Linked DNA regions of Mus musculus: all the other regions are linked to region 2. Evidence: chromatin loops called from intact Hi-C (ENCODE). Cell type or tissue: heart. All regions are shown on one strand. Each heading gives the region's core, and the rest is flanking DNA. Links, peaks and the distances in the headings are about the cores only.

Evidence for each region. Hi-C counts contacts between places; a loop is a spot of excess contacts. Peaks named below come from ENCODE experiments on the same cell type or tissue, not always from the same donor. Only the 100,000 strongest peaks of a DNase experiment are listed, where the experiment ranks them.
Region 1: it touches region 2 in a loop (4-fold over the local background); 15 of 42 quality-filtered maps call a loop at or near these places.
Region 3: it touches region 2 in a loop (8-fold over the local background); 25 of 42 quality-filtered maps call a loop at or near these places.
Region 4: a loop joins it to region 2, with 3 times the contacts of the local background. A loop is called at or near these places in 9 of 42 quality-filtered maps.
Region 5: a loop joins it to region 2, with 3 times the contacts of the local background. A loop is called at or near these places in 3 of 42 quality-filtered maps.

What each region holds. Positions count from the first base shown.
Region 1 is chr5:104,055,395-104,061,438 of GRCm38, forward strand. It overlaps Nudt9 (nudix (nucleoside diphosphate linked moiety X)-type motif 9), which reads left to right. Exons shown (of 8, transcript NM_028794.4): 4 at 96-182; 5 at 2,713-2,824; 6 at 4,242-4,388. The region is part of intron 1 of Gm52783 (a long non-coding RNA gene); the gene reads right to left. Among named protein-coding and RNA genes, the nearest start is that of Gm52783, 3.9 kb to the right of the region's middle. In heart, for the core only: a CTCF peak has its summit at 2,846 (motif pointing left); no DNase peak of the experiment used is centred there.
Region 2 is chr5:103,996,654-104,002,697 of GRCm38, forward strand. All of the region lies in intron 5 of Hsd17b11 (hydroxysteroid (17-beta) dehydrogenase 11), which reads right to left. Among named protein-coding and RNA genes, the nearest start is that of Hsd17b11, 22 kb to the right of the region's middle. In heart, for the core only: no CTCF peak of the experiment used is centred there; DNase peaks (open chromatin) are centred at 2,308 and 3,308.
Region 3 is chr5:104,330,626-104,336,669 of GRCm38, forward strand. The region is part of intron 2 of Mepe (matrix extracellular phosphoglycoprotein with ASARM motif (bone)); the gene reads left to right. Among named protein-coding and RNA genes, the nearest start is that of Mepe, 8.3 kb to the left of the region's middle. In heart, for the core only: a CTCF peak has its summit at 2,948 (motif pointing left); no DNase peak of the experiment used is centred there.
Region 4 is chr5:104,071,176-104,077,219 of GRCm38, forward strand. It overlaps Gm17660 (predicted gene, 17660), which reads right to left. Exons shown (of 10, transcript NM_001163772.1): 2 at 5,342-5,412; 3 at 3,686-3,718; 4 at 3,530-3,598; 5 at 3,054-3,092; 6 at 2,363-2,389; 7 at 893-922; 8 at 798-809; 9 at 44-79. The coding sequence starts at 5,398. The coding sequence ends at 74. Among named protein-coding and RNA genes, the nearest start is that of Gm17660, 3.4 kb to the right of the region's middle. In heart, for the core only: a CTCF peak has its summit at 3,433 (motif pointing left); DNase peaks (open chromatin) are centred at 1,646 and 3,456; H3K27ac peaks cover 999 bases; H3K27me3 peaks cover 415 bases.
Region 5 is chr5:104,216,268-104,222,311 of GRCm38, forward strand. No RefSeq gene overlaps it. Among named protein-coding and RNA genes, the nearest start is that of Dmp1, 17 kb to the left of the region's middle. In heart, for the core only: a CTCF peak has its summit at 2,801 (motif pointing right); no DNase peak of the experiment used is centred there.

The sequences.
Region 1 (6,044 bases), core at 492-5,491, 59 kb after region 2:
TGTGTATACGAGTGCATGCTGGGTAAATGCTAGATTTTAAAAGGTGAATGCATTCCATTGATTGTATGGTGGTCTTTTATTCTTTTTTACCCTAGAAACCCTGCAGGGAGGACAGGACTGGTTGGCCGGGGTCTTCTGGGGAGATGGGGCCCAAATCATGCCGCAGATCCTATTATAACCAGGTAAAGACCGGGAAAGAGCTTCAGTAGCAAAGAGCTAAGTGACCAGAAAAATAGAGACAGCAGCTCTGTGTGTGTGTGTGTGTGTGTGTGTGTGTGTGTGTGTCTGTGTGTTTGTGTGTGTGTCTGTGTCTGTGTGTGTGTAGAACTATATGTTTGTTCTATAAGGACATGGGACTTTGAAATCACAGTGATGGATACAGACAAAGCTGTGGTTGTAGCTAGGTGTTGTGGCTTATGTTTGTAATCCCCATATATGGGAGACTGAGACAGGAGGATTGCTATGAATTTGAGGCCTGACTCCAAGCCTCAGAATCAGCAATCAGCAGTCCGTTAGTCCAGCTGTGGTTTTATCCTGTGGGTGTACACAAGTGTTATCTGCCAGGCATGTCCAGCTACTGCCCACAAGCTACACGGTGTGCCCAGAGACTGTGGCCCAGCATAACAGGATACCCTCACTTCAAACATGACATGATGTTGGGTGGGGCGGGGGGCGGGGAGCAGTAACTTGAGAGCCCATTTCTCAAACATGAGGTTTGTAAATGACAAAGTCATGTTGCAGTGTCAAAAGTTTGAATGCACCCAGCAGATATTGATTAAACATCTGTCTTTTTTTTTTCTTTTCAGCACTGAGGAGGCATATTAGAGGGTATAAAAAGTATAGGAATTAAGGTTTTAGTCATTGAAGAGCTATAGTTTCATTTGCAAGGTTGAAAATTTGAAATTTGAAACTTGAAACTTGAAATAAAAATCATGCAATATGGTTTTTTATTTATTTATAAAGTCCAGTCATGCATTTTTTTAAATATTTTATTTATTTATGAAGCCCAGTCATGCATTGCTCAGCACTGGAGACAAAGTTCCAAGAAATGTGTCATTAGGCAATTTTCTCATTGTGTGCCTGTCACATGGTGTACTTATACGAGCCTAGATGACGCAGCCCCGCCATTCAGCTCATCCTCCTGATACAAGAGACTTACTGAACATAGGGCGTGTGAGTCAGCTGGAGTAGCATGGTTTAGTGTTCTCTAGTAAACCTGTTTTCTTGTAACACCAGTCGGGAAGGCGTGATTGCTAGAGAATTTGATGCCATTCGAAAGAATCCAGAGCTTTCAGTAGAAAGGCACAGGGAAGACCTCCAGGGGCTCTCGGGAAGGGACAGGTCACTCTTACCCACTGGTTTCAAAGGTCTGAAAGAGTAAAGTTGTTTGCAAACAGTGTTACTTCTGAAGGGAGACATGGGGCAGCCATGGGGTACCCTGCTCGCACAGGGTCGCTGCCCTTTGCAGAGAATGCTGTAGAGGGAGAGGGCCCTGTGGGAGCTGTACCATCAGTTTCCAGTGAGTTTATTAAGTATCTGGCAGGCAACGGTAAAAGAAAAACAGCGAGTGCTGATGGTGGCAGCGTTTCACCTGGCTTTAGGTCACTTTGCTTGCCCGAGTCACCCCGCCTCTGTGGCAGTGAGTGAGTTCTTACAGTGTGAACAGTACTCTCCGGCTCTCTTAGGGACACAGAGTTGAGAATTGTGCTGTGTAAGCATTCCCCTGCATCTTTAGCTTCGAGCTCCATCCTCCCTCTCACTTGCCGGACCTCGAGTTCCTTGGACCAATATTTCATTCTTCTTTATGATATTTCTGGGGTCTAGTATCTTGAAAACAAACATTGCACCAACTCTTATTTCTGTCTCCCGCGCTCTTCAGTCTGAAGCTCCTTGTTGTAATGCACCCCTCTGGTCGTTAGCTCTGCTCCAGAGCCCTGAGGAATTGTGGGTTAGATAAAGAACTGCGGAGAGCCACCCAAACGGTGTGCTGGCACAGGCCTCCCTGCAGTGAGGGGCGCCCCCTGGGCCTTCTTTGCCCAGTTCCTGCTGCAAAGACAAAAATCCTTACCTCTGTCTAGATGACCATTAGAAAGATCCTGGGAGCTGGGGGTGTGGGATAGGAAGGGAAGGGCGATTCGTCTTCAGAAAAGACGATGTGCTCAGAGGAGGTGTGCTCTGAGCTGATTGCCACCCAACCGTGGGATTTAACTCAAGGCATAGGACAGTATAGGATGGAGCTTCCCCCTGCCCCCCGGGTTCCCGATCTAAGACAGCACAGAGACTGAAGTCACTACACTCAGCTGAAACCGAGTTACTGTTTTTCTGATATTACAGGGTGACGTGACCAATAAAGGCGTTGGCAAGTCTCTTTGATCATTTCAGTTTCTAAAGGGAATTCTTGGTGGAAAATACCACGCTACACCTTTTAAAGCTTTCTTCAGATTATGTTCTGCTTCTGAGCTTTTTCTTTCTTTGGCAGGCTTTAAGTAGTAAGAACTGAGTGTAATCTAAATTTTCCTCACAGAGAATACAGCACCCTTGTGTGAACTAAACTTCCTTAACTGGGGTGAGCATTAGCATTTGTCTACTAAAGACAGTTTTTTAAACGGGCCTATTTTAGGTAAATGTGTATTTTGTAAGAGAGAAGTCATTATTCCGCTGTCATCGAGGGTGGAAGCTGCATCCTTTGCTGTTCTGTGTTCCTGTCCATAGGTGGAAAAGGGACGAGAGCGGGAATAAGATCACACACCCTGTCTCTGGGAAATGCATCTTGCAGTTCGTTGCCATCAAGAGGAAAGACTGTGGAGAGTGGGCAATCCCGGGGGTAAGCGTGGCGCCCCCTGCTGGGGATGCTGGTGTGGGTCACGGTGAGGCTCCCGTGCCAGGAGACTGATCTTTGTCACCAAGCTTAGGATGATAGACGGTTTTTAGAATTCAAGGACAATTCTGGCATCTTTGGAAGGAGCATGAACGTTTGGCTAGATCGAGGTTCGAGTTCTGTCCTGTGCACTTGCCGCTGGGTGATTCCAGGCGCTCCTCTTTAAAATGAAGACAGCAATATTTACCTCCGAGAGATAGCCTTTGAACATCTGGCATATAAGGTTGGCATTCATGATGTAAGGTCCATTTCAATCCCTACTTTAAACTCAATTTTATATTTTTAGTACTACTTATGGTATTCCTACAGTTTGTACGCAGAATGAAAAGATGACACTTGTAATAGACTTTCTCTTGAAGTTCCACGTCCCCGTCACTTTTAGCTCATGCTAATTTTGTACCATTGATATGTTTGAAGTGACCTTTAAGACATGTCTTCAGTGTGGTCGAGGTTTTGTAGTATATCCTGTTGTGAGGAGGAGGGGTCTGATGTGACCATGAATCTGCTGTGGGCCTGAATATGTTTTTCTTTGTGGTGTCAGACCAGGATGAGTTACAGACAGTAGCTGACAGATCCAATGTGGGCTGCTTACCCTGAGCCGAGTCAGCCAGCTTCTCTCCCATGATAATGATTTCATGGATTTTATCATTTCCATTTGAAATTCCGATCAGGGGAGCAGCTGCAGTAGTTGCTGCGTTCTGAGACCTGTTGGTCTCCTTGACCGATTCTGTACCTTTGTGAGTGAATACTGTAGATGGTGAGGTATGACAGCCACATGAACACACACCCCGTCTTTTGTTACATTCCATTGGGAAAGGCAGATAATGTCATGAGTAAGTATCTTGTGCCAGTAGGTGATAAAAGAAAACTAAATCGAACAGAAAATAAAAGGCGATTTAGGGGAAGTGACATTTAAATGACATTTTGAAGGAACTGAATGAGTTATTTCTGTGGAGAAACATGTGGGTTCTGGGGAGAAACATTTTGGATAAGCCCAGTGAGGCAGCCCTTAGAAGGGGGCACTTCTGGTGCTTCCTGCTGAAGATGCCATCGTGGCTGAGATGAACTAGATGGGTGGGGAAGAGCCACTGTGCCGTTTCCTTGCCTCCAGGCCTTGTAGTCTGAGTTTGGAAAGTATTAGGAAGTGCTGTTTCATGGACAGTTTGCCATAGCCTAATGCTGGACCAATTACCCTTGCCCTTCTTGGCTGCTTCTGCTAGAAACGAATGTTTTAAGAAGTGCTTCTCAGAGAGGGCTGGGGTGAGTATTGTGGGCAAATACAGTAAGACATGTTTATTGTCCCACTCAGTGAATATGTGTACAAGGAGCCAAAGCTCACCACTTCTCAAAAATGTGTCTGCAGGGGATGGTGGACCCCGGAGAGAAGATCAGTGCCACCCTGAAAAGGGAGTTTGGTGAAGAAGCCCTGAACTCGTTACAGAAGTCCAGTGCCGAGAAGAGAGAGATCGAGGAGAAACTGCACGCGCTCTTCAGCCAAGAGCATCTCGTGGTAAGGAGCTCCCCCGGCAGGCCCAGCCAGGAGGGGCCCTGGGATCTGCACACAAAGCACATTTGCTGAAGGGTTTATAGCCTGGCCTTAGCTCGCCTGATCACTTATGACTCTCCCCCACCCCCTTTTTCTCAGCTGAGGGCTGACCTCACATGACAAATAGGCTATTTTCTTACACACTGACAATCCATTAAACAGATCTTGTTGTTTACAAAAATTCAGCTTGCTGTGAAAAGCTCTTTGCATATTAGATTTATTTTACATTTTTTTTAAATTGCTAATCCGTTAAGGTTTATGTCTATATGCCTGTATTGTCTGTATACTCCGTGTTAGTAAAAGAAAACACCACAGAAAGCCTGTGGCAGTCAGTGATGAGATGGCAGAGCTTTTCTTTTTGACTGTCGTTTGGATTGCTTTGTTTTTCTTCCAGAATTGGGATCTCTTAACTTGGTGGTTTTTTTTTTTTTTTAAAGGGATGTAACACAAAGCTCAGCCTGGTTAGGTATTTGCTGTGTAACCTAGGTTGTCTTTGTATGTACATGTGTGCTCGAATGTGTGCATATGCGTGTGTGTGCCTGTCTGTCTGTCTTTCCATGTGTAAGGTTGAGGGCAGAAGACTTCTTCAGCTGTTGTTCCTCTGGTGCCATTTACTTTCCTTTTGAGACAGATCTTATTGGTTAGGCCTGATTCCCGTCTCTGAGAAGCACTTCTTAAAGCATTCATTTCTAGCAGAAGCAGCCAAGAAAGGCAACTCATACACTGGGCAGCGGTAATTGGTCCAGCGATAGGCTATGGCAAGGCAAACTGGTTCAGGCAATGGTTGCCAGGCAATGGCACTTCCTGATGCTTTGCAGCTGGTACCCCGAGAGATGCACAGATCTCCCTGTGCTTGCCAGCCTTCGCCTACTGCCTGAGCTCTCTCCAGCCCAGGACTGGGTCTCCTCAGTCCATTCCTCAGCCTCCTGAGCCCTGCTGGTTTTATATCTGCTGTCAGGGTGTCTTAACCAGGTTTGTGTAGGATGACTAGTTCTAGATTTTTTTTTCTGGTATCAATAAGCTTTAAATTTTTAGATTTATCTACATATTATCTAGGTTTATCAGGAACAATAAACCTCTCAATATATGAAGTTATAATCACAGAAATTACTACAATAGAAACATGCTTCTATTATGGAACCTTTGCAGAATATAGCTCATGTTGACTCCTCTCTCTCACTGTCTCACACACACACACGCACACTCACACTCACACACACACACACTCTCATACACACACATATACACACACGCACACACACACATGCACACACACACGCACACTCACACACGCACACACACACACTCACACACGCACACACACACTCGCACACACACACACACACACACGCACACTCACATTCACACACACACACACGCGTACACACACACATGCACACACACACACACGCACACTCACACACACACTCTCATACATACACACACACACACAGACACGCACACACACTCACACACGCACACACATTTAGAGTACACGGTAGCTGTCTTCAGACACACCAGAAGAGGGCATCAGATCCCATTACAGATGGTTGTGAGCCACCATGTGTTTGCTGGGAATCGAACTCAGGACCTCTGGAAGAGCAGTCAGTGCTCTTAACC
Region 2 (6,044 bases), core at 485-5,484:
TAACTACATTCTAAATGGTTTTCCTTCTACACACAGGTAAGTGTGGTTCTCAAGCCTCAACAAGGAACAGGTGCTGATATGTTCTGTCATGTAACCATGACAGAAGTTACGGCCCATGAAGATGCAGGGTTGTGGAGCCCAGTCACAACAGACACATCTGTAACACAGTCACAACAGACACATCTGTAACACAGTCACAACAGACACGTCTGTAACAGTCACAACAGACACATCTGTAACACAGTCACAACAGACACATCTGTAACACAGTCACAACAGACACATCTGTAACAGTCACAACAGACACATCTGTAACACAGTCACAACAGACACATCTGTAACACAGTCACAACAGACACATCTGTAACACAGTTACAACAGACACATCTGTAACACAGTCACAACAGACACATCTGTAACACAGTCACAACAGACACATCTGTAACAGTCACAACAGACACATCTGTAACACAGTCACAACAGACACATCTGTAACAGTCACAACAGACACATCTGTAACAGTCACAACAGACACATCTGTAACACAGTCACAACAGACACATCTGTAACACAGTCACAACAGACACATCTGTAACAGTCACAACAGACACATCTGTAACACTGTCACAACAGACACATCTGTAACAGTCACAACAGACACATCTGTAACACAGTCACAACAGACACGTCTGTAACACAGTCACAACAGACACATCTGTAACACAGTCACAACAGACACATCTGTAACACTACCCTAGGCCTAAAGCTTGGGATCATAGCAGAGGAGGGGGGGCAGAAAGATCACCACAGCCAGAGGGACAGTCTGAGTCTCCTAGAAACGTCAGAGTCTACACCATAAAGCACTAATAGGTCTGCTTCAACAGAGCTTTACAAGGACAACAATGGACTGCTGTGGAGGGGGGAAGCTCACGAGCCCTCCACCTTAACCAAAGAATTACAGGCAACTGAGGGCAGGAGAAACCACTTCCAAGTAGTTATCCAATACCAAATGGTCAGCCCTGAAACCAAGTAACATCATACAGGCTGAGCAGACTGTACTCATACATAGAACACACACACACACACACACACACACACACACACACACACACACACAACTACTTTAACAATTAAGGAAAAGGAGGCCACAAATTTGAAGGTGGGAGAATGTTACATGGTGAGGGTTTGGAGGGAAGGAAGCGAAAGGAGGACATGATATAATTACATTATAATATCAAAAGTAAAAGAAGATTAAGAAAGAAGCTACAAGTCATATTAAACCAAACAGAAGGCAAGACGACTGAGAAACAGTGAAGACTTAATTATAGGGAAGTGGACAGAGACCAGAAACAGCAGAGAAGCCATGAGTAAGTGGACAGAGACCAGAAACAGAAGAGAACCCAGGATTCTTTGAAAAGAACCACATCCTAGCATTCTAAGCTAGGATGGCCAAGGGAAATAGAATTCAGAACATGAAAACAGAGTACAGCAGGGGCAGTACTAGGACCTCACAGAATAACGACTCTGAGAGCACCGTGAACAGCCCTGGGACAGAGTCCACATGAGATACACAGACCTAAGGAATGGCAGCCACTGAAACTGCTTCACAAGGAAACTAAAAACTGGAGCAGGCCTTTAGTAAGAAATTAAATTGGCACTCAAGACTGCTCGTTTTAGACAGTCAGGGTCTGACTGTGTAGCCCAGGCTGGCCTAGAGCTTTCTATATAGACACATCTGAACTGGAAATTCTAGCTACCATGCCCAGCTTCCTTCCTTCCTTCCTTCCTTCCTTCCTTTCTTTCTTTCTTTCTTTCTTTCTTTCCTTCTTCTTCTTCTTCTTCTTCTTCTTTCTTCTTCTTCTTCTTCTTTCTTCTCCTTCTCCTTCTCCTCCTTCCTCCTTCTTCTCCTTCTCCTCCTCCTCCTCTTCCTTCCTTCTTCTTCTTCTTCTTCTTCTTCTTCTTCTTCTTCTTCTTCTTCTTCTTCTTCTTCTTCTTCTCCTTCTCCTTCCTTCTCCTTCCTTCTCCCTCTTCTTCTTCTTCTTCTTCTTCTTCTTCTTCTTCTTCTTCTTCTTCTTCTTCTTCTCCTTATTCTTCTTCTCCTTCTTCTTCTTCTTTCTTTTTAACGTTTAAAGGAGAACTGACAGAAATCTTTTAATAATTCTTTCAAGAACAGATGGCAAGGAAGCTTCCTGTTTTGTTTCATGTTGGGTCTCAGTATTTAAGCCCAAGCTGGTCTTTAATTTGTGATAATGAGCGTAATGTGCACTAAAATTAGAGGCATGAGTCACCACACTTGGCTTACTGCCTGCTACCTTGAACTGTTACCTAGCTAAGTTCTGGAAACCGTGAGGCCAACCAATCACAGGCGTGAATCTCCAAAACTGTGGACAAAAATAAACGTTTTCTCTGTGTATGTTGATTATCACCAGTATTTTGCCAGAGTGACAAAAAGATGACCAGCTGCAGAGTTGTTATATAAAGTAGAAGCAGAAGAAACTGGAAGACAGGGGCAGGCAGGAAGGGCAGAGGCTCATGTCATCTTTGCTTCATAGCGAGCTGAATTCAGCTTTGGCTGTATGAAATTAGAGGGAGAAGGAGAGAGAGGGAGGAGGGAGGGAGGAGGGAGAGAGAGAGAGAGAGAGAGAGAGAGAGAGAGAGAGAGAGAGAGGAAGAGAAAGAGTCAAAGAGACACTGAGAGGCAGAGGTAGAGACAGATTATCAAACCATGGCTGGAGGATCAAAGCTGGCATGCAGGATCAGATCAGAGAATAAAGGCAAACAGAAAGAACCGGGGACTGATTTTGGTATTTAGCAGGTGAATATTTTGAAATAACCCTATTGCTATCCAAGCTTATTTAATAAAAATAATTCTTAGTTCTCAAGAACTTAATCAGGGGGCATGACAATATTTAATTCCCATAAATTCAGACTACAGTGAACTCTTGCCTTTATGGAAACCTGGCTTCTTTGCAGTGTGTTACATGTGTAAACACAAGTGATAGACGACATATGAGTGCCCTTAGGGGTGGATTTAAGCACCAACGGTCATCTGGGACACATTTCAAATTCGTCCACTTAGAAGCCGTTCCAGTTTCTTCAGAGAGAAATCTGGCTCTGGGTAACTGGGTCTGAGATTCCTTTCTGCTACTCATGGGGAATAACTGTAAGCCTCAGACGACTCACCTATCGGATAGCTAGACAGCATCTACCCCAGTGCTCCAGATGTAAGAAAAAGACTGTTTGGTGATCAGCTGGGGCACACACTGCTAGTCTCTAATTATTTCTCCTCGGGATACCTGTGCTCCAGCAGAGGGCGCTCTTGCCTTGTCCAGCCATGTCCTGGGGCAATAGCTTTAAAATGTAGTACCAGGTTTTAACAAATGAAAGATCACCTGTTTTTTATTTTATTTTATTTTTTAAAAACGAATGCCAATATGCTATTTCAGCATCTAAATCCTGAGACAGAGAGGAAGCAGCAAGGGGTATTTTGGTATGGCTGCTCCCCAACTCCAGCCTGACCTGTCGTTTCTTCAGGGTTAAGTTAGGGCTTCATAGTTCATACAGACAGAGTTAAGAACTGGCTTTCTGAACAGATTGTCTTGCCTTTTGTTGTGTGTTTCTTCTGTTGTTGTTGGAGACAGATCTTACTTTGTTGCCTATGCTGGTGTGAAATTTAGCCTCCAGAGTGCTGGGATCATGGGTGGTGCTAGAAAACCTAGGTTTAGTCTTACTTTTATTTTCTAACAAAATTGTAGCTTAACATAGATTCTTTTGGGGTGAGGTCTTGTGACACTAAGAACTTCTGCCCAGAAAAGTTACCAAGTAAAGACAGATGGTGGCTGAGGAATGGGACACAATCCTAGCTTGCTGTACATCCGACAGAAGACTAATATCTAGACGGTACAAAGAACTTAAAAAACTAAAATTTCAAGATACCAAGTCCATGCAATAAATGGGTTAAAGAAGAGATATTTCTGAAAAGATAGAAGTCAAATGGCCAATAAACATGAAAAAAATAATTGCTCAGTTTCAGCAGCCATCAGAGAGATGCACACCAGCTACACTGAGGTTCCCGCCTCCCCCAGTCGGATTGGCTGAGTTTCAAAAACAACTCAGAGCTCAGGTGAGGTCCTGTCAGTCATTCAGAATGCAAATTCAAGCTCCTCCTCTCCTCACACAGGCGCTGGTGAGAATGTACAGGAGAAGACAGACGCTTGGCATGGTGATCTACCATAAGACCCAGCTAGACTACTCCTAAGATGACACGTGGCAATGTTTATCACAGCTCTACTTACCGGAGCTAAGGGATAGAACCAACTTAGGCATCCAGCAACGTGTGTGTGTGTGTGTGTGTGTGTGTGTGTGTGTGTGTGTTAACGAAGGTATGGTATATGCACACTGAAATGTTCTCAGCCGTAAAGACCAAGTTGCAGTGTTTACAGGGAAATGTGAATTGAGCCAGTCTCAGAAAGACAAATGTGCTCTCACTCATCTGTGAGTCCCCAGGATGTAGATAGATGCATACAATTGTGTATGTGCATAAGGCACGATGAAAGTACAAGCAAGGGCCAGAGAGATGACTCAGGCAGTGAAGGGCTTGCTGTGCAGGTATGGTGATGTGAGTTCCATCCCTGGAACCCAGGAAAACTGTAAAAAGCCAGGAGAAGGGGAGAAGACAGAGACAGAGAGAGAGAGAGATAGACAGAGACAAACAGAGACACAAAGAGACAGATAGAGACAGAGACAGAGAGAGAGACAGAGACACAGAAAGACAGAGACACAGAGGTAGACAGAGACGACAGATAGAGACAGAGACAGACAGAGAGACACAGGAAATGTAAAGTGTCTGTTACAAATTCAAGTAGTAACAATGAATACATTATTCTTATGTATTTTTTAACATCCTGTAAAAATGTGTCAGCCGGGCAGTGGTGGCGCACACCTTTGATCCCAGCACTTGGGAGACAGAGGCAGGAGGATTTCTGAATTCGAGGACAGCCTGGTCTACAAAGTGAGTTCCAGGACAGCCAGGGCTACACAGAGAAACCCTGTCTCGAAAAACAAAACAAAACAAAACATGTGTCTATATTTATTAATAACATCACAAATTCCCTCTGTAAGGTAGACATCAGAGCTATGATTTTATTAGGAAACCTAGTTGATTTGACTCGATGCTATTGATTCTTATCAGCCATTTTCCTGTAAATATATACTTCAGGATTCTTAGCATCACACACAATTCTCTTAGTAACTAGAAGACAGGGAGGTTCTTTGATTTTCTGTGTTGGAATCCATTGACTGACAATGCAAGGTTTCCTTAGTAACTTCTAACCACACTGTAAATCACCATGATGAATTTTACATTTCTAGCTTTGTGGCAATCTGTTATTAGCGTAGACTGTAGAAGTGTACAAATTTTTGTAAAATGTTACTAGCTCACTATCACTTGCATATTGCTTTGTAAAAACTTAGTGGTTTCAAAATGATTAAAGAAACAAGACAGAGGTTCCTAGGTTAAAAAATTTTTTAAAAGAAAGAAAATATTATATATTATTTAATATAATACCATGAACAATGACTACACACCAATGGAAAAACTAAAGAGAAAAAATCTTATACTACTATCAGACTTCGATGGTTCATGGCTTAAGCGTGATCTTTTATCTCTACAATGGTTATACATTCTGTACACACTGTTTCAAATGTTACGTTTGGTCTTTTCCTGGCTGATATGGGTAGATTAAGTGTAGAAGGAGAGAGACCTAACACCTCACAGAACTTAATGGCCGTGGGGGAGCACTTGGGAAAACTTCATGCAGCCAATGGGACATGTAAAGGGGGTCTCAGGCACAGGAAGGGCTATTCGATATTTGCTTTAAAATTCTGAGGCTTCCTAGACAAGTAAGCAGATACCATGAGACTGACAAGCGCCCACAGCAGTTGTGTGAGCTAATGATTACTATGCATACAAAGACTCTCCACCTCGGGAGTTGGCGGTGTTTAAAAGGTAAACAGCAAGGAGCTGATACCCTCTGGTAAACTGT
Region 3 (6,044 bases), core at 652-5,651, 330 kb after region 2:
CACACAGGCTACAGCTTGTGTATCCTCAGCACCAGCACAGCACAGCACAGCACACCACAGCACAGCACAGCACCATCACAGCACACACAGCACTGCACAGCCCAGCACAGCACAGCACACACAGCACAGCACAGCACAGCACAGCACAGCACAGCACACACAGCACAGCACAGCACAGCACAGCACAGCACAGCACAGCACAGCACTGCACAGCACAGCACAGCACTGCACAGCACAGCACAGCACAGCACACACAGCACAGCACAGCACAGCACACCACAGCACAGCACAGCACAGCACAGCACACACAGCACAGCACACCACAGCACACCACAGCACCGTCACAGCACAGCACAGCACAGCACAACCCAGCACAGCACAGCACAGCACTGCACAGCACAGCACAGCACACACAGCACAGCACAGCACAGCACACCACAACACAGCACAGCACAGCACAGCACAGCACACACAGCACAGCACAGCACACCACAGCACAGCACAGCACCGTCACAGCACAGCACAGCACAGCACAACCCAGCACAGCACAGCACAGCACAGCACAACCCAGCACAGCACAACCCAGCACAGCACAGCACAGCACAGCACAGCACTGCACAGCACAGCACAGCACACACAGCACAGCACACACAGCACAGCACAGCACACCACAGCACAGCACAGCACAGCACAGCACACACAGCACAGCACAGCACAGTACAGCACACCACAGCACAGCACAGCACCGTCACAGCACAGCACAGCACAGCACAGCACAACCCAGCACAGCACAACCCAGCACAGCACAACCCAGCACAGCACAGCACAGCACAGCACAGCACAGCACAGCACAGCACAGCACAGCACAACCCAGCACAGCACAGCACAGCACAGCACAGCACAGCACAGCACACACAGCACACAAAGCACAGCACAGCACAGCACACCACAGCACAGCACAGCACCGTCACAGCCCAGCACAGCCCAGCACACACAGCACACACAGCACAGCACACACAGCACAGCACAGCACAACCCAGCACAACCCAGCACAACCCAGCACAGCACAGCACAGCACAGCACAGCACAGCACAGCACACACAGCACAGCACAGCACAGCACAGCACACACAGCACAGCACAGCACAGCACCATCACAGCACAGCACAGCACAGCACAGCATAGCACACACAGCACAGCACAGCACAGCACAGCACAGCACACACAGCACAGCACAACCCAGCACAGCACAGCACAGCACAGCACTGCACAGCACAGCACAGCACACACAGCACAGCACACACAGCACAGCACAGCACACCACAGCACAGCACAGCACACACAGCACAGCACAGCACAGCACACCACAGCACAGCACAGCACACCACAGCACAGCACAGCACCGTCACAGCCCAGCACAGCCCAGCACACACAGCAAACACAGCACAGCACACACAGCACAGCACAGCACAACCCAGCACAACCCAGCACAACCCAGCACAGCACAGCACAGCACAGCACAGCACAGCACACACAGCACAGCACAGCACAGCACAGCACAGCACCATCACAGCACAGCACAGCACAGCACAGCATAGCACACACAGCACAGGACAGCACACACAGCACAGCACACCACAGCACATACAGCACAGCACACACAGCACAGCACACACAGCACAGCACAGCACACACAGCACACACAGCACAGCACACCACTGCCCAAGCTCTGGCCAACTTCACTTTAACACCTCAGGTTTGCCAATGAATATGTCTTTCCTATGGGTTACAACGGATGACTACTATCCTAAACTGGAACACTGTGCCTGCCTCTCCTCTCCCCATCACATCACAGGGTCGCGTCTTTATGCTGGAAGTTCTCTTTTAGAGATAGCTTTGCCATCTAGTGGGGAAGAACTTTTTTCCCCTAATAGATAAATATTTAAGAAAAAGTGGACCCAATCTTTCTTTCAGTCAGAATGATTTTTCCCCCCCAGGTTAATATAATCCAGTGAAAGACATAGAAGTAAAACATTTGTTGTTTGAAGAAATGAATGAAAGAACTTCTATTTGGTGAAACTGAGTCTCTTGTTTCCTTGCAGACATTTCAACCACAGACTGTGAAAACTAAGCAAGGGTGTGTGGAGGAACAGAGGATAAACAGAGTTATTCCTCTCAAATAACAATTTTAGCTCTGTAGAGAAAAAAAGAACAGCAAGTGAAAAAAGCTAACTACCAAAATGTTGTTGGGTGCTTAGGCCAGACGTGCACAGTATCCAGCAGAATTATGTCACATTCTAGTTCAGTATAATCCCTACAACAGATGATTGAAAATTTCCAAGCATTGATCGCTTTTTTTTTTCCAGTGTGATTTCATTCTTTAAATGAAACCATGGTTTTCTACACAAGTTTCAGAGGAATAAGAATTCTGGGACACTGTAATGAGCAAACACTGTTCCCCACCTATGTGCAGCGTGTGACAACAAAGAGAGGAAGGGGCTGTGTCAACAGCTTTAATGGGGAATCAGGTTCACATGGAAGTAGTTTTCTGCATGTATCCAGAAAGTTAAGCAAACGCTGTCAGATTTGCATGTCACCAAACCACATCGGAATGTCAGCTAAAAATCACAAAGGTCCAAGTGACAAACTTCAAAGCCAGAAGGGTCATGTGTGGTGGCCATTTGCCAACTAGCTGGACCTTAGCCATGGGCAAAGTAAAACCTACCTTTCCTCTAATGCCCGCTCCCTTCTGCTCTGGAAATATCCACTCGTGTTGCAACGCCACTGAGTTGGCAGGATATATGAGATATGGCAGGAAGACTGACACGTTGTGGAAGACAAACAATTGACAGCAGCATGCAGGGAAAACAAATTTTAAGACTAGTACAAGAGAGCCCTATAGGTGGCTGCCTTCTAGGATGGCTGACACACGCCCTCTTGTGGTTACAGGTAGTACTGCCTATTCCCCAAGGGAGAACTTGACTTCTCTCAAGTTAAAAACTATCGCATAGTATTAAGAAGATATCAAGAAATTTTCGTAAGAGACAAAACCACCTCAATATAATGGAATAGTTGACATATCATTTATAAAATGATAAAAATCCATAAAAATATGTCTACACCGAGCATAAGTGAAGGTGAGTGACCATGAGAAGATTCCTGACATGTGAACTAGTCAGTGGAGATGGAAGGAGACAGTGAGCTCTGGTTTCCAGTGTGGATGTTGCCTTTGTTCCCTTCCCCCACACTCCCCAGGTCCTAAAGTCACTGTGCTGTGCAAGTCTGTGTTCCAGAATCTTCCTTGTCCCTATCCATTGCTTTGGCCCAAACCATGTCCTGGTTTAGGGCCTACTTCTGCAACCGTGGCCGTGATGGGCCGTGAGAGCCTGTAATTGTCATTTTGCTGTGCATTAACGGCACTGTACTTCATGAGGGGGTTTCTGAGCATATTCTAGACCATATGCTAGAACAGTGTAGACTCCCGGGGAGTCGGGGGGGGGGGAACGCAGTTACTATGACAGGCTGTCTGGTTGTAAAGAGTAACACGTGTCTCTTACACCCATTCCATGGATCACCTCATCCGTGTCCAGTCACACTGAAGAGGAAGAACGAGGCTCTTGTCACTGGGATGGCGATAATTCTTTCACTCAGTGGCTTCTTGCAGACTCGATGCCCAAAGAGCTAAAGAGAGCTAAAGAGTAAAGGGCTATTACTTTCCTAAAGCTGGCTTGCCAGAAATCCTTTGTATGGCCACCTGTAAGGCGGCATCATTCTGTCTATGTGAAAGTTAGCTAATTTTGGTTCCGCCGTGGCATGTGTTTTTGGTGCTCCTGCTGAGTAAGAGGCAGGGCAAGCTGAAGCAAAGGAGGAATGCAATTCCTTCTCTCTAAGATCTGAGAGACAGAAAATGATCACAGGGAACAGAAGACGGGATGTGGAAGGTGTCATGTGAGGGCCCCCAAACCTCCAGTCGCACCTTAGGGGCTGAGAGTAGAAAGAAATCAGTTCCCAATGAGTTCCGGTCTGGTGTTCAGACACAGTTCCGGTACACAACGGAAACTGTGAGCTAGGTTGTGGGGAGCAGTAAGGTTCCAGAGCACAGAGTGAGTGGGAGAGGCTGCTGTCCAATGAAAGGAAGCCCTGAGCTAAGGCAGGACGGAGAAGACAGACCAGTCAGCTGACTCGCAGCCGGTCACGCAGCCGAGGACGGACTGGAGATTCCTGCGCACAGGCAGGACAGGACGCCTTTTGTACTTTAAAATATTTTCTCAGACAAATGGTTAACGGTCCTGTGGCAAAATTAAAACATAGCCTCATGCTCTTTATTATATATATTACAGAACAGTTGTATTTACTCCCCTAGCTAAATGCACGCTAGTCATTAGTAGGCACGCCACCGTTCTTAACAAAAAATTCCTCTGAGAGTAGGGAGAAAAAAATGAAAATGCTTAAGTTTAAATTTGATATATTGGTTTTTCTAACCTACCTGTTCAGCTCAAAATGGCTTAACAGAAGTAAGTAAATAGACATACATGCCCAACGCAAGCTTTCTGAAGCTTGATGACTTAAACTAAGTCAAGTATTTAGAATATTTTCTGGTCAAAAGTAAATCAGTCCAGATCCTTTTTTTTTTTTTCTTCTCATAACAAAATCCTATTTTCAGAATAGGCTTGGGGCTATAAAAGATCGTGTGTAGTGGTATCATCCTTCCCATGTGAAATTCATTAATAATTGTATTTTACAATGAAAACAAATGGAGAATTTTGGGAGATTTTGGAGACTTCATACTAACAAGTTCTCCCAGACTAAAAGGGACTTCCTCAAATTACCCTTACCTGCAGTTCAAGCGTCTGCAGAGGCAACAGTCTTAAAGCTCCCAACACTTAATTGGGTGCATTTTAAGGCAGAGGATGCCCAGTAAGATGGCTCAGAAATGGCTGCCACCCCAGTCAACCTGAGCTCTGCCACCAGAGCTGACATGGTGGAAGGGGAGTTCAGACACTCACAAGTTATTCTCTAACACTGATACACGGGTATGACACACTCAGGTACTCCCCACGCTGCAACGCAGGCACGCATGCACACATGCGAGACACACACACACAGTATTCTTAATTAGAGACTGGGGGACATCAAAACCCCATTTTAGGTCACATTCGATCAGAGGCCACAGGTTGCAGAACACAGTCAAGAACGAGTCCACAATTCCCTGCCACTACACACAATTCAATAACTTCTAGAGACTGGAAGGACAGCTGTGAGTCCTATGAGGAAATGAGTCTCTTATCACTATCTGGGGAAGCAAGCTAGCATTCCACCAAAGGCAGGCACCACACAGCCTTGCACAAACGGTAGCTGCTATCATTTATATAGAACTTGGTTAGTGAGAGATCTGTGCTAGATACCTTACCTGCATTGTATCTCTTAACATGAGTATATCTTTTTTAAATCCCAAAATGTGTTTATTTTCTTATTTTATAATGAAAAATTTGATGCCCAAAGAAGCAAAGTAGCATCCCCGGGTCACGTGCTTCCCGGGTCACGTGCTTCCCTGGGTCACATGTCTCCCCAGCTCATCCAGTCCAAAGAGGGATGGCAGCTGCTGAGATACCTGAGCCCTCCTATAGCACAGTTACTTCAGCCTGCACTGGAGTGAGAGATTGGGACCATTTGGGGGCTGGAGAGATGATTCAATAGCCAAGACACTTACTTCTCTCCCAGAGGATCAGGGTTTGTTTTTGTGCACTCACAGGGCAGCTCACATGTGCATCTGACACACACGGTGCCCAGACGTATTAAATATTTTGTCGGTTATCTCATCTGATGCAGTTCACCATGGCCCCCACACTCCTGATCAGCGTCTTTGTGATCTTCCTCACCTCCCAAAGGTGTAAGCTTCCAGCTGAATCCTCTTTTGCTCCGTATAGACGCTTTCATCTATTCTTATTTTTAGTTATCATAACCAAGATGTTAACAAGCTCAAGGGAAGCGCGCCTGTTGAAGCGTGTCAAAAATACATTGGTCCTACCACTTAGTCTTAAAAGA
Region 4 (6,044 bases), core at 749-5,748, 75 kb after region 2:
ACATATTCATTGGTGAAAGATGTTTTTTGGAGATTGTACTCACTGTGCGAGCCTTCTGATGTAGTAGTGAAGCTTATCTCTGTTGAGGTAGACAGTACATTCATTTACTGTGAGGATCTGAGACATTTTCATTTCCTCTCCCACCTCCCCTCAGCCTCTCCCATCTTAGGATTCTTTTGTTGTTGATGTTGAAATACTGGTGTGATCGGGCGACTGGCTTTGTGCTTTGGTGATCTGTGAATGCCAAGAAACTGAAGCCCTAAGGATCTTGTATTAAATAGAAGGTAGTTTCTTCCACATGGTGTGTGGAGGCCTGACAGAGGGGAGTCTTCATAGTGGTAAATAAAAAGTATGAGTAATATTCCAGAGCAGTGAAACTTATTACTAGGAAGGCTGGTGGGTGAAAACACACTTTTCCCCCTTAAAATTGGGTTTGGGCATTGCCTTGAGGTCAGACCATGGCTGTGTTTGGTAATTTTACAGTAGGCTTTCCTCAGTCTGCTGCTGTGAGTTGTCCAGTCGCCGGAAGCAAGCCCAAGGTAAATGTAAGTACCTGAGAGTTCACGACCTAAGGTTGTGCTGATGTCTACAATCTTAAACCTTGTGAAACCTGCCTTGTGAAAAGATACTTACTGTTAGAGATGCAGAGATTCTGATCTTAAAGGTCTGGGAACTGAATTCATAACACCATGCACTGTGATTGGCTTAAGGCATTGGGTTGATTTAGAGGAGTTATTCTCCCCCTTCCCTGACAATGGATGTCACCTTTATCAATAGAACCAGAAATAAAATCTTACCCCAAGGAAGCCCTAGAAAAATAAGGGGAAAAAAAAAGTTAAATACTAACCAGAGTTCACTTAGTGACTTTGTTGTTTATGAAAATAAGATTTACCTGCAGTTGGTTCAAAATAGAAGTGATTAACTGTAAAAGAAGAAAGGGGTAAGTAGTCTCGGTGGGTTTGCCTTCCAATTTATATTCATCCTAGCACATGTGTCAGCGGAAATGTTTTGTACGTGAATGTTTCATTGGAAATCATACTTGATGTGTACAAGATTGAAGATAATTCAAATTCCTTTGATTTATGGAACTACTTTCCTCTACCTTCTCACTGCATTTACTGCATTTGAAAGTGAGAAAGCTGAAGACCCCCCCCCCCCCCCCCCCCCCCCCCCCCCCCCCCCCCCCCCGTCCACTTTGAGTAAGCGGCACTCTGGTTGGAGATGGGAATGTCCTGTTGAATGGTTTCCTGCTGCAAAGCTATGAATGGGGCTTTGTCTTGCTGATTTGCTTACACAGCTGTTCCACTGGAGATGTGTTGCTCTGCAGCTTCCTGTAGAGCTCAGCAGCTTCTTCAAGAGATTGGATTGGACTAATGGTGATCCATTATCCCCGTTATGTACAAAGCTGCCTGCCCCAGAACACTAGGAATAGTGAAACCAACCTCTGCGTTCTTATGTATAAGCAACATTCTGAGTACTGAGTGTGGGGGAGGGTGAGAAAGGGGTGAGGAGGGGAGGAGGGAGGGATATGGAGAGGGAAGAGAAGAGCGATTAGCTCCCTAAGTATTGTTGGGATCCTCTAAGAAGGCCCCTGGCAACTTGAGTGAGTCAGATTCTCTGAAGCGAGCACACATTCAGAGGTCAGGCAGGTCATTGCTGTCCATGCTGGCGAACTGAGCAAAGCCACGAAGCTGGATCAAGTCTACAGGTAACATGAAGATCTAGTTTCCCAGCACAGGATGCTGGGTGCCCCTGCAGCTGGGCTCCAACTGGAAGACCCACTTGGTGACGTTATAATCACCAGTAATCAGTCACAGAGAGAGAGGCAGAGAGAAAGACCCAGAGAGAGAGGCAGAGAGGCAGAGAGACAGAGAGACAGAGAGGTAGAGGCAGAGACAGATATCTTAGAAATTGAGACCAGCCCGGTCTACATATTAAGTTCTAGGCTACCAAGGACTATAGAGAGCTTGTCTCAAAAACAAACAAGCAAACCTCCTTTGGGGTTTAGATTTGATAAGGTTTCACATATTACACGCTGTGCCAATTCCTTAGTATTGGAATCTACCTTCTCTTCCTAAAGCACTTTATTCTGTTCCTCTAGGTTTTCTGACCCCTCGCTTTTTCACTTAACTCGCATCAGTAATAATGACCTTGTCTTGTCACGTTAGAACTGAGTGAATGGAAAGAACTCTTCTCGTACACTGGCCTTTGTTTTGGCCTTTGGATTTACCAGGTGCCCTGCCTGTGGGTCAAGATGAACTGAATCCGTGCAGTGGTTTCCAGAATGAACTGGCTCAGTTATATGCTATTAGATGCTGTATTCTTAAAGACCCCATAGATGGACAGAGCAGAATATATTTACCTCCAGAAGCTGATTAGGTGTCAGAACCTTGAATAAAAGAAAGAGAACAAACCAAGAGTTACAATTTAGCGGTTCAACTTAGAGTTACAACTTTGAATTAGCCTGGTAAATGGAAACATAGTTTTTTTTTTTTTTTGTTTTGTTTTGTTTTAATTAGGTCTTTTCCTCATTTACATTTTCAATGCTATCCCAAAGGTCCCCCATACCCACCCACCCCCCAGCCCCCTACCCACCCACTCCCCCTTTTTGGCCCTGGCGTTCCCCTGTACTGGGGCATATAAAGTTTGCAAGTCCAATGGGCCGGAAACATAGTTTTAAGACCCCCTAGCCTTCATTAATTCCTCTCACTGATAGTTTACAACCCCTCCCACACCTTTGGAAATGTGCACTCCACAGTGTGCCTTGTGGGAATCTCAGCACAGCGGGGGACATCTTGTGACGACAACCTGTGATGATAACTCACACATGCTCGCTGAGTTATACTTAGGGGAAACTGGTCAGGAAAGAGCCAATGGTTTCCTCTCACAGTTCCAATAGTATTTAAACATTGGATGATATGGTATAATACACAGCATAGCCACTTCAGCTCAGAGATATGAGGGAATTGTCCATTAAGTTCTTTAAATCAAACAAAGGTTATCAGCTTTAGTCATTTAAGTATCTTCTTAAGGGAGGTTTTAAGTACACATACCTGATTTGGATCAAAAGGGAAGGGAAAGGGAATCGGGATCTAGAAAAAAAAAAAAAGGAACGAAAGGGTGATTTGGAGTGAGACAAGTCATGCCTGTTTCCCTTGATGTTTTCTGTTCTTTATTCCCTTCAGCCTCTTGGTGTTCGGTGTGCGTGCGCTGAATAGGTTTATACCTCTAGACCGCTGTCCTCACAGAGCTCTGGGTCGGATATGCTATTTTCCTTTTAGAAGCTGTAATTATTTTTGCTTGATTGATTATACTAAGTGCCCAGGGATTGGCCTTGTGTCCAGTGTTCATTTTTTTTTTTTAAGCCAATATCTCCCGTGTTCTCTGCACGGGTGCACCTTCCGCTCGCGGCTGCCCTCTGCTGGTGGGAAGGAAGAGCTTCCACCATACACCATGGATTTCTTTTCCTTGGAAAGTGTGATAACCATCGCCCAGCTGATGGACTTGAGACTCCCAACACCCGACTTACCAGAGGAGCCTGCGGAAGGGGAAACGGAGGGAAGAAAGGCAGGATTTGTGGTGCGTACAAGTTAAATCTCTGTAAACAGAAACACAGCGTGAGCCGTTCCGATTGCGAACTTGACAGCTTTTAAGTGGCGAATGTGCCGTTTGAAGTACAGTGTACCTGTTCACTGGAACTTCCTCCGGATTGTCCAAGCTTGAAGACAAGAAAAGCAACACGGTGAAGCAGCTGGAAGCTGTATCCGTTATCCAGCAAGTCGTTTTATTTTACATGAGAACAGCCTAAAAGTGTCCTGTGGGGCATTCTGCCTACAGCCTTGCATCCACGTCTGAAGTAAGCTTCATATTTAACAGGGAAATGCTGAGTTGATTTTTGTTCAATGACTTACAATGCCACTCATTTCTTGGCTTTAAAATTTTACTCCCAAAAGTTCTTATGATTACACACCATATGTTGGCAAGGTATACATGCCTTACACTGGTATATTTAGCATCAGTACGGCTCTAGACTTGCTTTCGGTATAAAGAAGTTCAAAGTGGTGGGAGTATGAGTCTGAACTTAAATTCTGTCGTCTCCCTATAACCTCTGAATAATCTCTCATTCCTTTGAAAGTCCCCTTGTTGCAAAAATGTGCATGGGAGAGGGTTTTATGCTTAACTGGTGCTGGACACTATCTACAATAAATGTAAGTTGTCCCTACGGGTCTCACTTATTACAGATGCGGAGAGTGTGACTGTAGTCAGTGCACAACGAAAGGTTCAGCTGGTGGTGTTTTATCGCTAGGTCTTATGTGTTCAAAGTGGTGTCATAAAATGCACCATTATTTCACGGAGCAGAGCAAGTGTTGCTGTTAAGTGGTCATGACGCGCTGCCACGCCGTGGGTGAGACAATAAGTGTTTCAGAGATGCTCACAGTTAAAGAAATCACAGACTGGAACATAGTGAAGTGTGTATGCTGCAACAGTCTCATTAGCACAGAGTTCCTATAGAAACAAGCAGCGTCTCTCATTTGGTAGGTAGGACGGTAATGCTTGTCTGGGCTGGGGATGTAACTGGGCAAGAGAGAAAATGCCCTGAATGTGCAGTGCCCTGCGTTTGAGCTCCAGCTCTACCAAGAGTGTATTCCACCAACAGTTCTTATTAATGGTGCAAGGAGAGACGCTGATCTAATACAATATCTGGGCACACTGCACTAGGGCATAGGTTGTTATCCAAACCTCTTTTTCCAAGATGGTTCAGAAAAGACATCCAAATGTACTACTATAATGAGTTGTCATGCTCCTGAGCTGTGTATCTCAGACATAACTTTGTTTACTATTAGCTTAGAACTAGTGCGAGTAGTCTTAAATATTCCTCTTTGTAAAATCAAGTCTGACAGGTCAAGTTGGGCATCTTTGCGAGAAGCCTTTACGCTGGATGATGTAGGGCAGAATAAAGAAAGCTCAGCTCGACTGCTAACTTCCCACCTGAGTCCCTGTAGAGTACTTGTTTTATATTGCTAAAAGCTTTCTGTTGCAAGTAGGATTTTTAAGTGTTTTAGAACCATTTTTAATCATTTATACACTCTGGACTTGTTCTGACTCATTTGACAGGGAAAGCATGAGTTAGTTCCTGCCTAAGGTCCACCCATGTAGCAACTGTCTGCAGAAGCTGAGCTTTGACACACAGAGCCTTAGACCCGGGGAGATTATGGACCCCGGACCCCGACACATTCCCAAAATCCACTTTCCTCTCCTGCCAACTGTAAAGATACTTCCTAGCCCAGAAATCTGAAGGCTTTCCCTGTGGTGGCTGAGGGAAGCGCCGCCATGTACTTACAGGGATTGGCAGAGCAGCTGCAGCGCTCAGCAGGGCGGCCAGGAGGAAAAGCTGCATTCTGAAGGGAGGATCTGGAGGTGAAGGACTAGGTGAGCGGCTAGTTTCCTTCCTCACCCTGTTTCCATAGTGAACGGATGATTGAGGTAGACATGTGACAGTGGTCAGGCGAAATCCTGCCTGTACACTTGCATTTTTTTATTTTTAAGCTTGGAAAACCTACAAAGCTTTTAGATTAGACATTCTCTGGCTTGCTATATCACCTGGCATCCCACCCACACTCCCCCACCCCCTCCTTACACCTTCTAGTTCTGCCTACATCCAGCTGTGCTGCCCTTGAAGTGACTTGAGACTGTGATCTGTGCAGATCTTTTGACTTTACTGCTCCTGTGAGGATGTGGCCATCACGGCTAAAAGGTGAGAACAATTTTTACAGAATGCACAGAAAAAGTGTGTGCCTTCGTTAGACTGACCAGTCCGTATGCCCTGGGTGCTGTTGACAATTACAGTCCTTTAGGAAGGAAATCATCTGAGAAAAATTTGCAAGGCATAGTAGGGTGATAAGAATAAAGATAACATGAGTAAACTCGATAAAGCCACTGAAGGAGGTCTGTTCTGCCCTTTGGAACCAACATTTCTGAAGTAAACCTTAACGCTTGTAAAATCATATTTATTTAGAATTAACTTACCCACTGCAATTTTAAGC
Region 5 (6,044 bases), core at 553-5,552, 220 kb after region 2:
TCGGACTCCTCAAGGAAGTTAACAAGGAAGTTAATACACACACACACACACACACACACACACACACACACATTAGACATTCTTGCATCTTGCATCTGGAAGTGGCATAAAGTGTTGACTGGAAGTGGCATCAGAGAAAAGTTGACTGGATGGTTTTAGCTTTGAAGGTACAGAAGTTTCTTCCAGAAATTCCTCACTGGAGTATGTGGCATATAGTCTATTTGGTTAGACAAACCATATTAGTGTGTTAGGTTATTTCAAAAATGAAACTTGATTGAAAAGGAACACCCATCTCTAGAAGTGTGCGTGAATGCGTTTCCAGGGACAATTAGATCATGAGATTTCTGACCTGAAGAATGGACCAATCATTGCATCATTACTTGATGACGTCATCTGGAGACATTAAAAAGTAGGCGGCAAGGCCTTTGGAGGAAGGAGTGACAGCAGGTATCGGCCTGCATGCTGCCTCTTGCCCTTTCTGAGAAATTCTTTCTCTGCTTCATGTCTGCTGTGTTGTGAGCTGCTTTGCCCTACCCTCCCACCACACAGAATAAACCCTTTAAAGCTACGTACCCACATATATCCTTCCTTCTTGGGTTATGTCTAGTGGGTAGGCTTTCGAAGCAATGGAAAAAAAGTACCAGGTAATTGTAAGGTGCAGCCAGTACAGAGAGCTTGTACTATCATATAATGCTCAATTCTAGACCTTTTGACTGTTCTTAGGCCTCTGTCGGGTGAAGAGGAAACTGTAAGGGAGAACTCTAATCCCAGTTCATTGGATGGATTGGACTCTGCCCCTCCGCCCCAGGCTAGCTGGATTCTGCTGACAGGGAGTTACAGGTGCATCATTTGGCTATCTGGTGAATGCACCTCATTGGCTTTCAGATGATAACAATTAAGACACAGCTAGTCATCAGAATAAAATGCAAGGATGTTTTGTGTCTTGAAAAACCGCTCATCTGAGCGTTAATTACAGTAGGTACTGCCTGAGTTCTCTCACTGTTTTTCTATCTGCATCGGCTTCATGTCAAGACAAACCACGATTTAAATCATAAAAGGTCTCCCTCTGCCTTTGTACCACGACACACCAGACAGAAGACATCCCTGCCGGAGAATCATCTTCTGACTGGAGCAGACATGATCAGGAAGCCCGGGTCCCCCTTCCAACACAGATCAGCAAGTGAATTATTTTAAGCAGCTGAATATACATGATGTGATTGCTCAGAGATCTCCTTGTGCAGCTGACAGGAAAGGCAAGACATAGTCGGGCCTGGAGACCTGCTGGAGTTTAGTTCCGGTGGGGAAGAAGGCCAGGCGAGCACAGGGGAAGCTGAACAACTCCCGCTATCATTTTATCTTTGCACCCTGGTGCCCTTCCTGCGCTCTATCCCCATTCCAGCCCGCCGTGCTAAGTAGGCTTCTACTTTCTGTGCTTCCAAAAGGCATTCGTACAAGTAAGGGCAATACGATTTTTCTTCAGATGGTCACGCTGGTCCTCAAAGGACTACTTTCCTATCTCTTTCCATTTAAGGCAGAAGGGATGTGAATCTCTGCCCGGCCTTATCAAGGGGAAGGCTTGATGGAAGCAAAAGACCTGGAGGGATGAGAAAGTTCTAGAACTACAGAGAAAGAAAAGAGACAGGCAGACAGAGGAAGGAAAACAAACAAACAAAAAAAGAGACGTGTTCCCTTGAGAATGGGATTTCATTTAGGTTGTCTTTTGAGGGGAAAAAATGAAGAACTATTTCCACCATTTTCTAGAAACTGTGTGTGTGTGTGTGTGTGTGTGTGTGTGTGTGTGCACAGGTAGGGGGCGCTGTTGAGAGTTTCCCTTTGGGAATAGAGCGTGCTTACTTTGCTTTTCAAATAGGAAATAATCACGTGAGCCATGCAGGAAATGGCGGCCCACTCACCGGGATGCAGAAGGTTCCTGATGTCATTTACCCAGCAGCAGACACAGTTTGGCCTCTTGGCTATGCTCTGAAAACATGGACAGTTTTCATAGTCGCAGTCAGAGTCATTTTTACGTGTTTATCAATATACATGTCTTCTCCTGTTTTATAGTTTTCACATCCCCACAAATTACCCAAATGATCTTTTCATCTTTCTTCTTTTCCCTTAACAATATTAGTGGTGAAGCTGCAAACATTTTTGTGCTAATATCATTTTGCTGATTGCCAACCTTAGATGCTCTGTTCTGAATTAACTAAGCAAGAAGAGCACCCCTAATCCAAAATCCATCAAGATCCCTTACAGTTATTCTTCTCGCCAGTCTGGGTGGAGAAACAATCACACAGGATCTGGAGTATCTTCTACGCAAAGTACGTTTAACTAAGCTAGGTTTTTTGGCTTGATGCTGATAATTTGGTGCTACCATGTGAGAGCAAAAAACGCAGCTCACTCAAAGACGACACAACAATTCCTAAATTGCAGCCTTTCCAGAGTTCAGTGTAGAGTTACAAGTTAACAATATCATTATGATTTTAAAAGATGAACATTATCATTATATGTAATTGGAACCAACCTCCCTCCCTCCATCCCTCCTTCCATCCCTCCCTTTTCCCCTCCCTTCTTTCTTTCCTTCCTCCCTCTCCCAGGTTTGCTTCAAGTTCACTGTGCAGCTCAGGATGACCTCTAACTGTAGACCATTCTCAGACTGCCAAGTAGTGGGATTACCTATGTACACCACCATACCCAAATCTTTATTTCTTTTTTTAAAAAGTATGATTCTTCATAAATCTTCCATTCCTGAAGCTAACGTTTGAATGAAAATGACCCAATGGTGTAATTTCTACAATCTCCAGAAGATGGCAGCATTGCCTGCTGTTGTAGCCTCTGAACATCCGGACCCCTTCACCCCCATCCCTGAGGATCACGGGATCCAGAGCACAGGAGGTTCTTATATTGGAAGGTCCTGGTCCTTTATCTGTCACCAATAACTTTATATATTCCCGTGCATGCTGTCACAATCTCTGTGAGTTCATATGTGTGTCAGGCTGATATGTGAGGAAGACACCATTTCCATCGCCTCTGCCTCTCAGTCCTTCTGCCTCCTCTACTGTACGTAGCAAAAATCAATAATTAAAAAAAAAAAGTTAAATAAACGAACACCCCGCATCAACTCTCCTTTGCAAGTGTCCACTTTATTATCGAAAAAGCTCCCACTGTTTAAACTAAAGTCTGGTGTTTTCATCCTCTGAGTCGTTTTACCTGCCTGTGAGTAGATGAGGGCTTAGGATACACCAGCCCTAAATTTGCCGTTCAGATGACGCCGCTGCATCAACTGTGTGGGGATAATGCTCACTCTGCTCTCACCTGTCTCTTGAGAGCAGAAGAAAAAGTTCATATGTAAAAGATGCCCTTGCCAAAAGGAAAGGGTAGTGCTTATCGAGGGAAGCAGGAGGAAATGCCTTTGACATTAACCTCATTTTCATTGTTACTTCTCTACCTGGATAGCTGCCCTCCTCGAGCCCCCTTGCCTTGTTCTGTCCCCTCGACTTTCTACTCTGTGCAATTCAGTGTTTGTGTTCAACTCCATACCTCCGGATCTTCACTCCCCTGCTAGGTTCTCAGGTCTGGCTGAAAAACCCAAGTATAGAGATAAAGTTTTGCTTTCCTCACAGAGGCACACAACATAGAGACAGGAAGCAAGAAGCACGATTAGGAGGTTGCCATGGTGTGTTAGTTAGGACTCTTTAAGCGATGGAAAGAATTTAAAAAGTAAATTATCGCGGGGCGTGGTGGCGCACGCCTTTAATCCCAGCACTTGGGAGGCAGAGGCAGGCAGGTTTCTGAGTTCGAGGCCAGCCTGGTCTACAGAGTGAGTTCCAGGACAGCCAGGGCTACACAGAGAAACCCTGTCTCGAAAAACCAAAAAATAAAAAAATTTTAAAAAGTAACTTATCATAAGGAAACTAGAATGAAATACAAGAAGCCCAAGGAGGGAGACATCACTGGAGCTCTGCTTCCTGCTCCCAGAGCTCCGCCTCCTGCTCCCAGAGCTCCGCCTCCTGCTCCCAGAGCTCCACCTCCTGCTCCCGGAGCTCTGCCTCCTGCTCTGGGTCTGTCCTCTACCTTTTGTATGCTTCTCTCCTCTTCCTCAGCCACAGGCATTTCCTACTTTTGTTGACATGTATGGAGAGAAGCATGGCTACCAACATCCAGACACAACATATCCACCAACACAGATGATTTCGGTTTTCGTCAGGTCTAGGGAAAGATTTTGCCTTGCCTAACTCGGACCGACCCAATGTTATCAGTGGGACAAGATCCAGTAACTTAAAATGGGTCTATTGAGCACACACTTAGAAAAAGGCAGTTTCCAGATGTGAGTTGGGGTGCATAGATCCAAGAACGTGTCTAATCCACATCAGGACCTAGACAGAAGCCATAGCGTGTGATTCCATTGTGACATGGTGACTTGGTGTGGCAGTGATAAGGTGATTGGTGTAATGGTGACACAGTATCAAGCTGGTGTGGTGTCAAGGTTCCATGGTGTGTCAGTGTTAAGGTGTACGGTGACATGGTAACATGGTGTCATGGTAACATGGTGACATGCTGTCATGGTGACATGTTGTCATGGTGTCATAGCAACATGGTGTTATGCTATCATGGTGATCTGCTGTCATGTGACATGGTGTCATGGTGAGATGGTGTCATGATGACTGGTGTCATGGCGTGACAATGATAATGTGATTGGAGATGTGGTACCATGGTGTATGCTGTCATGGTGATGTGTTTTGATGGAGATATGGTGCCATTGCCATATGGTGCCATGGCATGTGGTGTCATGGTTCCATAGTGATAGGCTTCTGTGGGGATATGGTACCTTTACTGGTTGGTATTGTGTGTCAACTTGACACAGCTGGAGTTATCACAGAGAAAGGAGCCTCTCTTGAGGAAATACCTCCATGAGATTCAGCTGTAAGGCATCTTCTCAATTAGTGATCAAAGGGGCAGAGCCTCTTGTGGTTGGTGCCACCCCTGGGCTGGAAGACCTGGGTTCTATAAGAAAGTAAGCTAAGCAAGCCAGGGGAAGCAAACCAGTAAGTAACCTCCCTCCATGGCCTCTGCATCAGCTCCTGCTTCTTGACCTGCTTGAGTTCCAGTCTAGACTTCCTTTGGTGATGAATAGCAGTGTGGAAGTGTAAGCTGAATAAACCCTTTCCTCCCCAACTTGCTTCTTGGTCATATTTGTGCAGGAATAGAAACACTGACTAAGACAGTGCCATGATTCTTGAATTGTGTCCTAGTGATTAGATGGCAAGGAGACATGGAAGAAATAAATAAAAGGACACATAGATAAGATATATTTGGAAGACATAATTGTGGGAATGGAAATGATTAGATAAAAGATGAAAGACTAAATATGTCACACCTTGCAGATACCACAAACCAAAACAAGGAAAGCTTACACTTGGGAATATGGGCAGAAAATTTTGTGACTTGGTGATGTTGATAATTTTAAGCTGGCCTAAAATGTCTACCTAGATTTTTGTGGTAGATCATAACATATTTTGAGAAGATTTAAATTTAGTTTTTACAACCTCTAATTGAAAACATAGTAAGTTGCCTTACGTAATTGGATCTTTTGATGCAGCAGAACAAAGACACCAAGCTGGAATGTTTTCTTTGCTATTGCTTGCACATACAGTATTTTAGGGCACACTACTTGGAGTTGGATAAGCAGTTAGGGTGCTCATCTTTGGGGAAGACTAATTCTCACCCTCTCTGGAAGGTTTTAATGATTTGTAGCTCTTCATCTAGGGGTTTAAAAAAAAATCTTAACTCCATGTTCTATTCCATTGGAAAGATACTGAACTACCTCAGACCCAATTCTGAAGTATAATTTGCTATTTTGTAATCTAAAAACAAACAAGCAAACAAACAAACAAATAAATAAATGTCTTTAAAGAGGGGCCTTGTCTGATCTGGGGCAATGGGGACTCATGGCTGAATCCTTCAATAAGCACCAATCTCCCCTCTGCCCCCAGTGGGAATCCGAGCAAAGCTTGCTTCCCCTACATGTCCACTCTCTTTGTTCA